Regions from separate parts of the Homo sapiens genome. Here region 2 is linked to region 1. A link is an interaction called in ENCODE POLR2A ChIA-PET data of the cell type or tissue named here. Cell type or tissue: MCF 10A. All regions are shown on one strand. Each heading gives the region's core, and the rest is flanking DNA. Links, peaks and the distances in the headings are about the cores only. Region 1 overlaps DST (dystonin). Region 2 overlaps DST (dystonin).

The links. ChIA-PET counts read pairs that join two places held together with the same protein. Peaks named below come from ENCODE experiments on the same cell type or tissue, not always from the same donor. Only the 100,000 strongest peaks of a DNase experiment are listed, where the experiment ranks them.
Region 2: POLR2A ChIA-PET joins it to region 1 with 5 read pairs; 5 of 35 experiments call an interaction of 5 or more read pairs at or near these places.

What each region holds. Positions count from the first base shown.
Region 1 is chr6:56,729,188-56,732,112 of GRCh38, reverse strand. The region is part of intron 5 of DST (dystonin); the gene reads left to right. Among named protein-coding and RNA genes, the nearest start is that of DST-AS1, 110 kb to the left of the region's middle. In MCF 10A, for the core only: no CTCF peak of the experiment used is centred there; a DNase peak (open chromatin) is centred at 1,252.
Region 2 is chr6:56,667,337-56,670,261 of GRCh38, reverse strand. All of the region lies in intron 10 of DST (dystonin), which reads left to right. Among named protein-coding and RNA genes, the nearest start is that of DST-AS1, 180 kb to the left of the region's middle. In MCF 10A, for the core only: no CTCF peak of the experiment used is centred there; no DNase peak of the experiment used is centred there.

The DNA.
Region 1 (2,925 bases), core at 230-2,729:
GAACTAGAACCCATTAAAATTAGGAACATGAAACCTGATTAAAAATTTCAAGATTTTTAGTTCTTTGTTTTAAAAGTCCTTGTTTATCCAGAAAAAAGCAATCTCTAAAAATATTATTGTTTAAAAAGTTAAATATTTGATTTGTGACATCATTTGTTTTATTATATCATTTAAAATATCTAGATAGGGTAACAATGTCAAATATTAAAGCAACTTTATAAGAAAACAAAATTTTCATGATTATTAAATTCTTTCTAAGCCCAAACTTGCAACTTATGTATAAAAAGGTAAAGTAATCCTGAGACCAAAAAGTTTGAGAAATATTACTCTATGACTGTATGTAATAGGTTATTTATTGCAGCACTGTTATAACTGCAAGAGGTTGGAAATGACCTACATGTTCATCAATAAGAGATTGGTAAAAATAATTATGATACATCCAAACAGCGAAATACAACATTAAAAAGAATCAGGAGCATTAGGCCAGAAAATGAGATGAAACACATCAATCTCTTATTGATGGTTTCACTGAGTAGGAAGAGGTAAAACCATCTCTATTTGCAGATGATAGCATCTTGTTTAAAGAAAATCTCAAGGAACCTAGCATAATAACTACCAGAATGAATAAATGAGTTCAGTAAGGTTGAAGCATACAATATCAGTATTTAACAAACTATTGTGTTTCTATACACTTGCAAAGAACAATCCAAAAATGAAATGAAGAAAACAATTCTGGGCCAGGCACAGTGGTGCACACCTGTAGTCCCAGTTACTTGGAAGACTGAAGTGGGAGAGTCTCTTGAGTCCAGTCTGGGTAACGTGGTGTGACCCTGTTTCTTAATCTTTTGATTATCAAGGAAAATTCAGGATCAGGTCAGAGAATATTTTTCACTCAACAGTCCAGCAGATAACACTAAACTCTGTTTAGTCTCAGTGGATGACACCTAGCCCTCAGCCTGGCCTTCAACCACTGCTGCTCCATCTCGCTTTCCCACTGGCATCCTGGTGCCCTGCACACCCCAGCCCTGGGCCAAGGCTGCTTGAGGATGGGCCCTGAGGACTTTTAAAATGTAACCTTTTCTCCAGAAAAAAGTTAATATGGCCTTATTTTGTATTTTTCAGGCTAAAATTACATTTGTTTAAAGCAAATCGGCTAATTAATTAAAACTTGTATTTGTTGGTGAGCAGACATCCGTGGCTTTTTTCCAGATGTATTTAAATTTTAGTGTTCCGGTAGTTCAGTTGTATGACTAAGCCTGCCCTTGAAACTGATTGTTCTATTAAGAATGTTTTCCTTTTGATTCATCATTCTTCAGAATACTTTTAAGAATAAAGTGCAGTTAACACACAGATTATTTACCTTGCAAATCATGGTTTCTAGGTAAATTACTGGTGTCAGGAACATTTATATATTATTCTTTAGCATAATTTAAACTGCAGAACTAGAGTAAGAGCTGGTTGTTATTGGAAATACCTGTGTCTTCAGTTAGCTAAATTTTACCTGGAGAATTGTTCCAAAATATAAAATTGATGACATTCTTTTGTCATTTACAACATTTATTTCTGCCTCTTCTACCTATGACACTAGGTACTCCCTCTTTATATTAGAGGGTTTTATATAACTACTTGTTGTTACTCATCATGTGCAATTTGCTGTCTAGAAATTCATAGGACAACAATATGAGAAATGGCACCTATGAGTTAAGTACTGATTTAGCTTTTGCTTTTCTCGGGGAATGGGGTGGGGGACAGAGAAAGAAGGAAGGACTTTATTTTCTGAAGTATGTTAACAGCTATCATTAGAAGACTCCCTTTAATCACTTACTTGGGCCTGGAATTAGAACTTGAGCCATGAGAGACTGTGTTTAGGAGGAGTAGTTTAAGGGGATAAATGATTTTTAGGGGAAGATTGGAGTCCAGAGAAGTCTATATAATGTGGTTTCCTTGCATAGGATCCATCTAATTGGCAATTTATGGTGGAAATATATTCTTCAATACTGATCAGCTATATTTTAAATTTATTCCTTCACATTTGAAAGAGGATATTTGGTCTAAATATTTTTTCTTTTTGTAAACTTTAATTTATTGACACATAAATGCATTTGGAGAGGAAGAGGCCCTGGATGCCATTGTTGGACACACTCTGTTTGTTAGTCATCTACTTGGTTACTGCATGGGAGACACCCAACTGACTATCACAGATTTTATCACTGTTCCATCACGACTTTGGAAAGCTTAATTTACTCATGGCGCAGATATTCTTTGCCCACATAGTGAAGTCAGTGACTTCATGACTCCACCAAATCAATCACACTGTTCTTTATTTTCTGATTTGGTGGCGGGAAGATAATATAAATCCTCAAGCTGAGAACACAGTGGTATCTTTTAGAGAACAGAAAAAAAAGCTCTATTTCCTCTGTGGTTTTGACCATTGCAAAGTGATCGAGAATAATTTCACATCTGTGGGCTCAGATTAAATAGGGGAATTTTTTTTTTTTTTTTTTTGAGATGGAGTTTTGCTCTTGTCGCCCAGGCTGGAGTGCAATGGTGCGATCTCGGCTCACCGCAACCTCTGCCTCCCCGCAATCTCCGCCTCCTGGGTTCAAGTGATTCTCCTGCCTCAGCCTCCCAGGTAGCTGGGATTACAGGCATGTGCCACCACGCCCAGCTAATTTTGTATTTTTAGTAGAGACGGGGTTTCTTCATGTTGGTCAGGCTGGTCTCGAACTCCTAACCTGAGGTGGTCTGCCCGCCTCAGCCTCCCAAACTGCTGGGATTACAGGCGTGAGCCACTGCCCCCAGCCAAAATAGGGGAATTTTTGAAGCATCAACTTTATAAAGGGCTAATGAAAAATACTGCTTGGTAGAGTGTATTGCTTTGGGTTCTTAAAACCTACAAATAAGACTTTTTTCCCCAGACCTTAG
Region 2 (2,925 bases), core at 255-2,754, 62 kb after region 1:
GTGAGACTCTGGCTTAAGAAAATAAAAAAAAAAATTTAAAAATCACATTTCCACTACTTAGAGGCCATGATTCTGAATTGTAGCTTATACACACACACACACACACACACACACACACACACACACACGCACGGGCGCTCGCACACACAGCTGTAATATGTCTTCGGATGTTGTCAGTAACTTCGCAGATAGCAGACTTTGATTTTGCCTCTAAAGAACTGCTGAGTTTGAAGGTTAGAGTTTAGTTTGGACTTGTAGCCCACAAGTTTCCAGTTCATATCTCCTAGTCTAATTACTCTAGTGAGTGGGCTTAACAATTGCCAGTTTTGGGGTGGTAAATAGTTTCCTGGTGAGCATTATTAACAGCTAAATCCACGCTAATACTTACATAGCACTTACTAAGTGCCAGACACTGTTCTAAGCAGTTTACATATATTAATTCATTTTCTCCTCACAACATCCCTATTGTCATCCCAGTAAACAGACAGAAACTGAGACCCAGTAAATACTTGGCTTGCAGTCATACAGCCAGCGAGTGGCAGACTTGGAACTCAAACCTAGGCAATCTGGCTCTTGAGTTCATGTTCTTATTGCCTTATAAGAAGCTAAATCCCCGGAAAGTATTTATTGAAAATTATATACTACTTTTTCTTTTTTTTTTTTTTTGAGATGAAGTCTTGCACTATCACCCAGGCTAGAGTGCAGTGGCATGATCTCAGCTCACTGCAGCCTCCACCTCCCAGGTTCAAGCGATTCTCCTGCCTCAGCCTCCTGAGAAGCTGGGACTACAGGCATATGCCACCACACCCGGCTAATTTTTGTATTTTTAGTAGAGATGGGGTTTCACCATTTTGGCCAGGCTGGTCTTGAACTCCTGACCTCAGGTGATCCCCTCACCTTGGCCTCCCAAAGTGCTAGGATTACAGGCTGAAAACTATATATTTCTTTACCTCAGTTTTTTTTTTTTTTTTTTTGGTTTTACAAATATTATGTCAGGTTGTTGAATAACTTGCTATATTTCTAAAGCTATGACATCATTAAATTATAAACTATATATAAACTATAAAGTCATTAAACTAACCAATTTATTTGATTACAATAAAAATAATTATATAGGATAGTTAATGGTTTGATTACTTTCTCGTTCTCTTAAATGCTATACTCGTGTTCTCTCATTCAAATCTCCTGACAATCTCATAAAGCAGGAATTGTTATTATCCAGCTTTTACAGATAAGGAACCTTAGGTTTACCAAGTTTATACTGCTAATAAGTTAGAGAATTAAGACTCAAAACCAGCTCTGTTTGATTTGACATCCCGTTCTCTTCCTCTCTTTCCTCTTTCTTCCTTCCTTTCACTTCTCTTTTCTCTCCCCTTTTCTTTCTCCCTTTTTATTTTGGAAATTTCAATGTCTAAAAACTGTAATGAATCCTCCACATACACACACTCAGGAGCCCCTATTTTTATTTTATTTAATTAATTAATTAATTTTTTGAGACGGAATTTTGTTCTTGTTGCCCCGGCTAGAGTGCAATGGCATGATCTCAGCTCACTGCAACCTCTGCCTCCCAGGTTCAAGTGATTCTCCTGCCTCAGCCTCTCAAGTAGCTGGGATTACAGGTGCCTGCCACCACTCCCGGCTAATTTTTTTAAATTTTTTAAAATTTTTTTTTATTTATTTTTAGTAGAGACAGGATTTCACCATGTCAGCCAGGCTGGTCTTGAACTCCTTACCTCAGGTGATCCGCCTACCTCAGCCTCCCAGTGTGCTAGGATTACAGGCATGAGCCACCGTGCTTGGCTGCGTGAGCCACCATGCCTGGCCCCTATTTTAAAATACTATAATTGTATCCTTCCTTTGTGGAACAACATTTAAATAGAGGTGGGTGTAGGTTGCTGAATCGAAAAGAAAAACCAGGATCAACTTGCCTACACTTGTTTAAAGCACCAGATCTTCTTGAGTGAAGGTTTAGTGGCTGTAGACACAGCCATCATCATATTACACTTTCCAGGTGACTTAGAATGAGAGGCCATGAGAAGGCTGTGCAGCTGGACACATTCTATACTTGGAATGATAGAATCTTTGTGGCCTTTAATTAAAATATTTCAATTGTGATACCTAAAGTATTTGTAACAGTGCATCTTTGAGGGTGTGTTCTGCTCTCTCCTTTGAAGTTTTTTAGGCAGAAGCAAAATATGGGATCCAGCTATTCTTCTAAAATAACCTACTTTTGGCAGGGAGGATGAGGCCGGAGGATTGCTTGAGGCCAGGAATTTGAGACCAACCTAGACAATATAGCAAGACCCCATCTCTAAAAAAATAAAATAGATTAGAAAAACCCCTACTTTTAAAAACAATGGCCTCTGGACATTGTCTCTGTGGTACTCATGAATAATTATAAGTACAAATTGGTGTATGTGTGTGTGTGTGTGTATATATATATATATATAATGCATTTTTCTCCTAAGTACTTAAATATTTCATTTTGTGTGTCAGAGATCCTAAAATTTCCTACAAAAGCTTGATGTCATAGAGCTCTTACTGCTTTAGGTGAGAATTTGAGTCTTTGAATTATTTGTTTTGAACTTTTATTTTGGCAGAAATACCTTTTTAGAACAATGTTTAGCTTTAACTTAGGACTTTGGTTTTCCTAGTTTGCTTTATTTTCCTTTGTTAAGGTTCGTGGTTAAAATACCATATATCAGGTTTAAATGCTTACAAGATTTCTTTGTTGCTGAAATTCTGTCGTTGTCCTGTGGCTTATAAAATATTATTGTGGTTTCTTTCACTAGAAGAAACTTTTCATCTGTAGAACTTCGTTTTTAGTTGAAGTCATTGAGCCTTTCTTTACTTGAAAAGAAAATTAAGTACTTTTCTTCCAGCATATGAAAAAATTAAATGAAGAGAGTTGAATTGTGTGTATTT